2 separate regions of the Homo sapiens genome follow, and region 2 is linked to region 1. The links are chromatin contacts, found by Hi-C or POLR2A ChIA-PET in ENCODE. All regions are on one chromosome and are shown on one strand. Each heading gives the region's core, a stretch centred on a gene start or an enhancer-like site at or near the end of the contact. The rest is flanking DNA. Distances are from core to core; before and after follow the strand shown. Region 1 holds the start of NFRKB (nuclear factor related to kappaB binding protein). Region 2 has its middle 65 kb from the start of TMEM45B.

The links. A loop is a pair of places that touch in the nucleus more often than their neighbours do. ChIA-PET counts read pairs that join two places held with the same protein, here RNA polymerase II (POLR2A). Pooled maps may share reads with other maps.
Region 2: a loop to region 1 is called in a pooled map, with 4 times the contacts of the local background. The contact joins the enhancer-like site here to the promoter of NFRKB in region 1. A Hi-C loop is called at or near these places in 2 of 168 maps with a recorded cell type or tissue (CD4-positive, alpha-beta memory T cell and HepG2) and 7 of 50 pooled maps. POLR2A ChIA-PET finds 5 or more read pairs at or near these places in 1 of 52 experiments (HEK293T).

What each region holds. Positions count from the first base shown.
Region 1 is chr11:129,894,328-129,899,683 of GRCh38, forward strand. NFRKB (nuclear factor related to kappaB binding protein) reads right to left here and starts at 1,251. Exons shown (of 27, transcript NM_001143835.2): 1 at 1,169-1,251; 2 at 32-111. RefSeq lists a silencer at 968-1,407.
Region 2 is chr11:129,748,052-129,753,407 of GRCh38, forward strand. No RefSeq gene overlaps it. Among named protein-coding and RNA genes, the nearest start is that of TMEM45B, 65 kb to the right of the region's middle. RefSeq lists enhancers at 1,993-2,494, 2,495-2,994 and a silencer at 2,782-2,881. Within about 2 kb of position 2,805, at least 3 of the 41 ENCODE cell types and tissues checked have a DNase peak (open chromatin) inside an H3K27ac peak, as active enhancers do.

The DNA of each region.
Region 1 (5,356 bases), core at 1-2,500:
TTCCACAAACACCACATTCCACAAATCTTACCACGCCAGGTGTCAATTTCCTTATTTGAGGAAGGGAAGCTGGACCAGGTCCTCCCTCCCGTTATTTCCAATTCTGGAATCCTGCAATGAATAATCTCTAGATGAGTGACAGTGTGAATTACGTAATACAGGTACTTTTCTTTTCCAAAATTCTCCAATGATAAAGAACAGTTCTAGAATAACTATATGTAAAATGAAGCATGTTCCACTAAATTATTTCAAGCTCCCTTGAAGAGATTTCAGATCCATGTAAAGATATAGCAGAAACTTAAGCGTTGAGTCAAGTCACGTGGGTGGTCCCCAAGCAACTGTGCCCCCTCATCACCCTTCAGCACATGGTGAAATGACATCCTCATCATGCCTATGCCTAAATAAGTGAAGCGGGTGAGACAGCACATAGCATGTGAGTTTAACAAAACTTCAAAATAGCACCAAAAAAAAATTGCAGAAGCAACCTGATGCTCAGAATAAAACCTTCTTAACAGAACTGGCATAGAACAGACTATCAACTGCAAAGTCAGTGTCCTACCTGCCTCTTAGGAGGTCTCTATACAACTTGCTCACAAGTTTCTTCAGTGACGGTGCGTGTCTAGCTAAAGTTAATCTAGTCCACTGACAACCTTTGCACTGCCACTATTCTGAACAGAATCTCAAAATACCAAAACCAGGCAGCTGCCAGGGAGTTGGACCCCGGAAGCCAAGGATTTCCAGATCTTCGGGCGTTCTGAACCTCTTCACTAGACCACGAAGGCCTCTCGGCCTCTCATCACTGGCTTTCAGCACCTGGTCTAACTTTCCCCGCTGGACCCTCCCCAACGCAGAAGCTAAACCCTCGGGTCCTTCCAGAGCAACCGCCGGCTCCAAAGCCCTCAACTCTGCAGCAAATTCCCCTCCGGTGCCAGCCCGGCTGGCCCAAGGCCCGGGTCCAATCCTCAGAACTGCACGGCTCGGCCCCGCCCCTCCCCCACGCCGTGCCTAACCCTAACCCCCAGCCTCACGCGTCGCACCGCTCCCCACGCCCCGCTCCCGCTCCCCACGCCCACACGGGCAGCGACCTCGCGGACCCAGCCGCCCGCTCCCGCTCCCTCCACTCCCAGGAGACACTTCAACCCTTTCGCCGCCCCTTGCCCGCCCTCACCTGAACCGCGGGCGCCGGCCCCCTAACCCGCAGCCCTTCTCCGGCCGCGGGCTCCCAGACGCACTCGCTCCCGCAAGGAGTCTGGGTGCGCGCACGCTCTGGGCCTGCGCGGCGGAAGGGGCGGGGCAGCGCGGGGCGGGGCCTGGAGGGTGCCGGGGCGGGGCCACAGCGGGCGGGTCCTGGAGCGGCTCGGGAGAGCGGAGGGTCGGCGAGGGTGCCTGCGCGCGGCTGGGCCTGGGGATGCAGGTTCCAGCCTGCTTGCGCGTCTCACCTGATTTAGGAGCTTCCAGAGGCCCCAGACAGTGCCTGTCTTTGCCTGACCGCGAATCAAAGTTCCATAGCCCGTGAGCGAAGGCACGTCTATTAGCTGACGTTTGCAGAGAGCATACCCTGCCCCAGGCCCTATGCTAAGCACTTTCTACCCACCGTCTTTGTGCTGCAGCCCTGTGAGCTATGCACTATTAGTGCCCATTTTACAGTTGAGGACATGAGTAGAACGCGACCTCAGCCTGTGCTTCCGAGTTCCTTCATTCCTCCTTCCCGTCCCCGGGCCCTCGATGTCCAGAAAGAATGTAAACACATCGAAGGATCACATTTTAAAGTTAAACTCCATCATTTTCCTCTTCTTAGATATGAAGGCCCCTTTCCTGTTATTCACTGGGTTTTGCTTAGTACGGCTTCACACTACTTATTCCAGGTACTCCCAGCAGTGGCGCAGAGACCATCCTCAGTTCTGTGTGTGGATGGGACCAGAGAAGCCGGCCGGCCGAGCTAATGTTCTTCCCTTCCTGGAAGAGAGTAGTTTCCAAACAACCCGATCTCTGTTCCTCTACTGGCTCCACATATGCTCTAAGTTCCTGTTACACTGTTGAGAGGCTCTTGAATTAGAAACTATCGAGTATAAATGGCAGTGGAATATCACTCTATAGTTGTCACCGATATTTCCCTTACCTTGAGATTGTGACAAGACCAGAAAGAGAAAAAGAGTAAAAACAATGTAAACTATAATTTTTGATAGACTTTGTTTTTTTAAAGTGGTTTAAAGTTAACAAAATTGAGCAGAAAGATATTTTCCAAATACTCCCCGCCCCACCTCCCCACATGCATCGCCTTCCCTTTATCAACATCCTCTACCAGAGTGGTACATTTCTTAGAACTGATGAACCCGGCCCGGCCTGGTGGCTCACGCCTGTAATCCCAACACTTTGGGAGGCCGAGGCGGGCGGATCCCGAGATCAGGAGATCGAGACCATCCTGGCCAACATGGTGAAACCGCGTCTCTACTAAAAATACAAAAATTCGCCGGTCGTGGTGGCGGGCACCTGTAGTCCCAGCTACTCGGGAGCTGAGGCAGGAGAATTGCTTGAACCGGGGAGGCGGAGGTTGCAGTGAGCCGAGATTGAGCCATTGCACTCCAGCCTGTCGACAGAGCGAGACAGAGCGAGACTCCATCTCAAACAAAAGAACTGATGAACCTACATTGATACATCATTACCCACCATCACAGTATAATGCAGAGTAATTTCACTGTCTTAAAAATCATCTGTGCTCTGCATATTCATCTCTCCCTCTCCTCTACCCCTGGCAACCGCTGATCTTTTTGTCTCCATAGTTTTGCCTTTTTCCAGAGTGTCATCTAGTTGGAATTACATAGTATGTAGCCGTTTCAGATTGGCTTCCTTCCCGTAGTAACAGGCATTGAAGTTTCCTCCATGTCTTTTCATGGCTTGATAGCTCCTATTTCTTTTTAGTGCTGAATAATATTCCATTGTGTCGATATATCACAGTTTTATCTATTCGCTTACTGAAAGATATCTTCATTGTTTCCAGGTTTTGGCAATTATGAATCAAGCAATTATGAATCAAACAACCCAGAAATCCAACCACCCACTCCAGGCATCTTTGCATGAACGTATCAAAAACACCTCAGTCCCAATGCCCAGGATCTTCCCCTTTGAGAGGCTGAGATGGGTGGATCACTTGAGCCCAGGAATTGGAGACCAGCCTGGGCAATATGGTGAAACCCCATCTCTACTAAAATAAATACAAAAAATTAGCCAGGTGTGGTGGCACGTGCCTGTAGTCCCAGCTACTCAGGAGACTGAGGTGGGAGAATCGCTTGAGCCAGGGAGATCGAAGCTGCCGTGAGCTGTGATTGCACCACTGCACTCCAGCCTGGGCAACAGAGTGAAACCCTGTCTCAAAAAAGTAAAAAGAAAAATAAAACAACAAAGAATAAGTAAGACTTTTCCTTTACCTTCATTATTAAAGGTAATAATGATGTTCTTTCTTTATATAGATCTGAGGTTCTGACTTTTATCATTTTTCTTCTCTCTGAAAAACTTAACATTCTCTCCAAGGCAGGTCTACTGGCAACAAATCCCCTTTGCTTTTGGGGGATAATTTCATGGGCTACAGCATTCTAGGTTAGACACTGCTTTTTTCTCTCAACACCTTAAACATTTCATTCCACTCGCTCCTTGTGTGCACAGTTTCTGAAGAAAAGTCATTTTTTGTTCATTTGTTTTTTGGTTTTGAAGGATTTTTTTGCATTTATCCTGTGTGTCCTCTGAGCTTCCCGGATCTGTGGTTTCATCTTCCATATTGATTTGGGGAAATAATCAATCATTATTGCTTCAAATATTTCTTCTGTTCCTTTCTCTGTCTTCTGCTAGTATTCCCATGAGGCATAGTTATACCTTTTTTTCATCATCTCACAGTTTTTGGATATTGTTTGTCTTTCAGTTATAGAGGTTTCTATTGAGATATCCTTAAGCTCAGCAATTCTTTCCTAAGATGTGTCTAGTCTACCATTTAGCCTCTCACAGCTACTCTTCATGTTTTTTTTTTTTTTTTTTTTTTTTTTGAGGTGGAGTCTTGCACTGTGACCCAGGCTGGAGTGCAGAGGCGCAATCTCAGCTCTCTGCAACCTCCACCACCCAGGTTCAAGCGATTCTCCCACTTCAGCCTCCTGAGTAGCTGGGATTACAGGCACCCACCACCACGCCTGGCTAATTTTTGTATTTTTAGTAGAAGCAGGGTTACACCGTGTTGGCCAGGCTGGTCTTGAACTCCTGACCTCAAATGATCCACCCACTTCAGCCTCCCAAAGTGCTGGGTTTACAGGCATGAGCTGCCGTGCCCAGCCTACTCTTCATTTTTTATCTCTAGCATTTTAGCTCATTCTTAGGATTTCCATCTCTCTCCTTACATTGTTTGTTATTGCTTGTTGTCTACTTTCTCTAGTAGAGCCCTTTTCATATTAATCACAGTTGTTTCAAATTCCCAGTCTGTGAATTCCAACATCTCGGCCATATCTAATTCTGGGTCTGATGTTTGCTCTCTTTCTTCAAACTTGTGTCTTTTGCCTCTTAGTATGCCTTGTAATGTTTTTCTTGATAGCTGGTCATGATGTGCCAGGTAGAGAGAGCTTCTGTAAGTAGGCCTTTAGCAATGTGGTGGTAAGGTGTTGGGGTTGGGGAAGCATTCTGTATTCCTAAAGGAGGCCTCAGTCTTCTGGTGAGCCTGTGCCTCTGGACTGTGAACTTCACGAATGCTACGCAGTTATCCCCTCTTAGATGAGGGACAATGGCTGGAATGGGCTGGGGCTGGCTATTTCCTTTCCTCCAGGTGACTGAGGTTCTGCTATAACTTCAGCAGGTTCGGTGCTTGTTATAATAGAAAGATCAGAAAGCTCTGGAGTATTTCAAAATGGTTCCTTCTCCCCTTCCTCTGCTGGAAGCATGAGGGAATTTTTCTCCAAATTTCACTGTGAGAACCTAGTCAAGCTCCTGGGGATAAAACTCACAAAAGTGTGGGTCTCCCTTGACCCCCCCTCCAGTGACTGAGTTCCCTGGAGTTTTTAACCTCTCAGATTTCTCCACGCTGAGCCTGCAGCAATTCATCAAATATAGTTCAAGTTTTCCTACCCTGGCGCTGGTTCTCATAGAGGTTATTGATCGTGGATTTTTTTCTCACGGGTTTCTGTTCAATAAGCTATGATTCTCTGTATTTGCCTGTTTGTCTTTCCAATTTTGGGGACAGCAGTTTGTCCTGTGGGCTCAACTTTCTGATGGATCTAAGGAGAGATGTTGATCTTTCCATTTGCTCAGCTTCTTACTTATTGCTAGGATGGAGGGACAACTTCCAAGCTTCCTGTATGCCACGCTGGAAACCAAAAGTTGCAAT
Region 2 (5,356 bases), core at 1,555-4,054, 140 kb before region 1:
CCACCCCTGCCTCCCAAAGTGCTAGGATTAGAGGTGGGAGCCACTGCACCCGGCCTCTATTTTTATTTTAGGTTCAAGAGGTACATGTGTGGGTTTGTTCCATGAGTATCTTCATGATACTGAGGTTTGGGTTTCTAACGATCCTTTCACCCAAGTAGTGAACACAGTACCCAATAGGAAGTTTTTCAATTCTTTCCCCACTCCCTCCCCTGTTTTTTATTTTTATTACTTTGCTTTTGTCTCCATGTCCCCATATCATAAGCCTCTTGAGAATGGAAACCACGTCTAAGCTTCCTTGTATCCCCCTCAGTGCCTGTCATGGTGCTGGGTACAGGGGCACCAATGAGTACCTGTTGAGATGAACAGGGACCACCTTGAAGGGAGAGGGCTGGGGAAAGGAGAAGGCAGGCACAGTAAGAGCTCATGTCCTCTGCATACTGGTTACATGCTGGTGCTGTCATCGGCATTTAACATGTGCTAATCTGCTTAATTTTCACAGCTGCCTTATGAGGTGAACCCACCTTACAGAACAGGTGATTTAGGCACAGAGATGTTACCTGAATGGCCCAAAGTCACACAGCTACTAAGAGGCAAAGCCAGGATCTGAACCCAGAGAGTCCAGCTCCAGAGTCCATGATCTTCCATGTCTCCCACTACTGCAGAAGGACAGCTATCCCCTGGTGGCATGTGGGCAGTAATCAGGCCAGAGAAACGGAGGAAGTATATACTTTCCAGAAAAAAATAAACCAGACCTAGAATCCTTATCCCAACTCAACTTGCAATGACCGCTAAAAAAGGGTCTCTTCAGCATAAGGACAAGGTGTCTGTCCCCAGGGCCTCAGCTCTGCTTCTAGCTATCAACATGTCCAGAGGACACTGACTGTGGCCTCTGCTCTCTCCCACCTCCCAGAGCTCCTTCCTGCCTCTTCATAGATGAGGGGAGAGATGATGGGAGACAGAGGGTGGCATTTGCCAATGGAGACTAGCCCCAGGTCAGAGAGCCTGGGCTGGCACTTAGGAGTTCCCTGCTGGGAGCGACCCCCAGCCCAGCTGCATGCACCAAACTCCACCCAGCAAGAGAATTCTCACTGCCCTAGAAAAGCAGCTCCCCAAATTTAAACAATCCTGACCCCACCTTCTGCCTCCTGCACATACTTTCTTTGAAATCTTCCAATGCTGAGTAAAGGAAAGATTATTTGATGTCTCTGAGTCTCATCTCTACAAAACCAACCCTGGATGGCCACGTCCAAAGCTACCAGAGGTAACCCCAGTTCTGCTCCAGGGGAGGGGATAAGACAGCATCGACTGCCTTGCAAGGAAGGATCTTGCAACACGCAGCCCGAGAAGAACCTTTCAAGGAGGACAGGGGAAGACTTTATTTTAAAAGTAGTGACTGTTTCAAGGATCTACCTTATGAAGTAAAAGTGAACTTCTTGCTCCAGTAAGTAATTTAAAAGACAAATACGTTCACAGACATACATAGCAACAATGAAGAAACCATAAACCATCACACCAGTTGTCCAAGGCATAAACTGTCAGTGTGGTTCCAAGAGACATTGGCTTGGTTTGGTTTTGATGGAAATCTCTGTATTATCTATTTTTTCCCTAAATGCAAAGTGAAGAGTGTTTTTATCCTTCCTTTATTCACTCAGTGAACACCTACTAAGTGCGACCTCCAGTCCTCAGGCTGCATGCTGGAGATTCAAAGGTGAATATGAACTCAATGAGATGACAGCCCAGAAGACAGAGATGGATAAGTAAATAGTCTCAAGTGCAGTGAAAATTTTGGATTTCTGGGATAGGCGCTATTGATTCTATAAAGGGGACAAACCATGAAGGAAGAGTTAGACGAACCCAAAGGCCATCACGGAGGAGGCAGTGCTTCTGCAACATTGCGAGGAACTGCAAGTAGTATAAAAAAGCAACAGCAGGCGTCGGGGAAAATAGTGAGAATGAACACTGGACATGGATGTGGTGGCACACCTGTGGTCCCAGCCACTCAGGAGGCTGAGGTGGGAGGATTGCTTGAGCGCAGGAGGTTAAGGCTACAGTGCGCAGTGATTGTGCCACTGCACTCCAGCCTGGGCGACAGAGAGAGACTCTGACTCTAAAAAAAAATGAAAATAAAATAAAATATTAAAGACGTAGACAGGAGTCAGATCATGGAGTAAAAGAATTATTCCATTAATGCAGCTCTTGTAAGCACTTCCATCTGACGTAGCCGAGGACTTGATTCAAAATCCTTTCTTTGACCTGCATTGCCTAGAATTCTCCGAGAGAAAACAAGCTTTGCAGACTCTCAAAGGGAATGTCTGGCCATGGTGGAACGCGGGCCCTTGGAGGACTGGCCGGGGCTATGACTCTGGAAGCAGCAAGGGAGGCAAGTGCGCAAGCCTCACCGAGAAGGGAAGACCAGGCTGCTCTCAGCTCTCGGCCGGGCTCCTCACACACCGGAGTGGGCCTAAAGTTCGAGGAGCTTCTTTCTCCTTTTCTCCCCGCAGTGCTTAACGTCTCGGGCCACGGGCTGCCAGCACTCACCTTCTGCCGAGGCCGCCCTGCGGCCTCCCTGTTCTGAGGCCCCTGCCCCTCCCTGATGAAACTTCCTCGGTGCTAACTTGGCAAGAACAGGCAAACGCTGCTGTGCTTCCCTTTGCCCATGAAAAGAATGAGGTTTAGGGGAGGCTCTGCACAGTCCTGTGCTGCCCGGGAGAGCTGAGCAGAAGCTGTTGAAGCCGGCCTCCTGGACTGAGCTTGGTCCAGCAGCCTATCCACGTGAGAGCCCTGGCTGTCTGGAGGCACAGGGAGCGGCTGGGCCTGCAGCGTCCCACCTGGAGGGAAAGGACGCACCGCGACGGAGGCGTGGGCCCTGCGCCGGTGCTGGGCAGGCGGCGGCCGCGCGCCCGGGAGCCACGCTTCTCCGGCGGAACGCGGCGCCCCCTGGCGGCAGAACGCTTGTGGCCGCCGTTACGCTCGTGTGGAAACAGCGCCATCTGCCGAACGTTCTGTCACATTGCTGATTGGCCCACACAGATTTTGTAAGGATTTTTCCTTCTGCTTGCTTAAATCAGGCCGTCCTGAGCCTATTCAAAGTGTACTTTTGAAATGAAAAAAGAAACTGACTGTACAAGATGTTTTGCTCGCTGGAAAAACGAGGATGAAAGGAAAATGGGTAGCGATTATCTGAATAACATGTGCTTCCTGTCTGTAGTGAGGTGTGAACATGGTGGGGCCGCACGTTGCAGAGGAAAACGCATGCATTTTGGAGTCAGGCAACTGCAATCAAATTCTCACTAGCTCCGTGAGCTAGGAAAGTTACTTAGCATTTCTGAGCCTCATTTGTCCTTATCTGTAAAGTAGAAGTACATTTACCTTGCAGCATTGTAGCAAAAGTTAAATAAAATAATGTGCATAAAATGAAAATTAAATGTGTATGAAGTAAATCAGATAATATGTATAACAGGTAGGCTTTAAAGTATAACATAAAAATATCACATAGACATTTTTCTAATTGTTAGAATCGTGAAATATTCCTGAAATGGATTTATCAAATGAGAAGATGGAATCTCTCTGAGGTATTTTTAAATTTTCTCTACAATGGTTGATTCTGACCTTTCTGTAAAAGACGATCTATTTCTGGGCACAGATCCTAGAAGCAGAATTCTGCCAAAGTGAGACTCCACTAACATTTATTGAATGTCTGCCACATGCTAGACACTTTCAAAGATGCTCTTTCATTATCGCCAGTAAAATCTGAAGCTTCAGGATCTATTTCCTCTTCCCAGCAGAAAGTTTTGCCAGGAATATTAGAACCTCTTTTTTACAGCCTCTCAAGTACTTTCAAGATTACTCAGAAAATCCCAAAACTTTGAACAACCCAAATGCCAATTAACAGGAGAATCAATGATAGTACATCCATACAATGAAACATTACTGGGCAATGAAAAAGACAAACAACCAGATAAACACCGCAGGAGGGACTCTCAAATCTGAGGCAAAAATAGAAAGTCAGGCCAAAAATATACTGTATTTGCATGAAGTTCTAGAATATGAAAACCTAAATGATGGAGATAGAAATCAGAATCGTTGTCCACACAGGATAGGGGTGGGGATTGACTGCGGAGGGGCACTAGGCAACTTATGGGGTGATGGGCATGTCCTGAATGTTGATCTAGGTGCTGGTTGCACAGTTATGTACAGGCAGTGGTGTGCTGAAGCCTGCTGGCACCATCAAGAGAGTGGACTGTTAATTTTTCAGGATGTTTGCAAGCCAGTCAGCATCACATTGATAGCTTGGAATCCACCGTGGTGGAAATATTTATACTCCAGAAATTGGCAAACACTACAAAGCAGGGCTTTTTTATCCCACCAGAGAGCCAGTTGTAAAACATGTATGAACACACAACTGTATATATTTGCCAAAGCTCATTGAATTATATATTTCAGATCTATGCATTATACTGTATGCAAATTATATTTCAAACATGGGGGGTGAGTACAAGCTCTCCGCTATCAGAGTGTGCAGAGCACAGCTGGAGGCCCATGCTGAGCAGCTGGGGAGAAAGGTTGGAATCAGTCATTTCTGGAATGGAAAAGCAAAATTTAAGAAGTCTTTTCAGTCATAATGGGTCTAAAGCAAGAAAGCAGATCAAAATACATAAGCCTCAGAATAGAGGTGCAAGACTGGGTCAGCATTTTGATAATGGCTGCACAGATTGCAAATCATCAGCCTCACCTTAGCAAGGAGGAACTGGAGGCCCATATCAGAATCCAATGTTCATCATCTATAATTTTATTAATTTTATTCTTTAAATCATCACACAGGCCAGGCACAGTGGCTCACACACTTTGGAGGCTGAGACAGGTGGATCGCTTGAGCCCACGAGTTTGAGACCAGCTTAGGCAACATGGCGAAACCCCATCTCTACAAAATACAAAAAATTAGCCAGGCACGGTGGCACATGCCTGTAGTCCCAGTTATTCAGCAGGCTGAGGGTGGGAGAATCACCTGAGCCCAGGAGTTTGAAGCTATAGGGAGCCATGATTGTGCCACCGCACTCCAGCTTGGATAACAGAATGAGATCCTATCTAAAAAAATATATATATATATATATATATACACACACACACACACACACATTTTTTTTTAGTGTACAGTTCTATAATTTTTACATATGTATAGATTCACATAAGCACTGCCACAATCAGGATTCAAAATAGTGCCATCACACCCCTAAAAACTCCCTCATGTTTTCCCTTTATAATCACAGCCTCTCCCATTCGTAACTCCTGGCAACCACAGATCTATCCTCCATCAGTATTTTATCTTCTCAAAAATGAGAAATACAGCACGTAAACT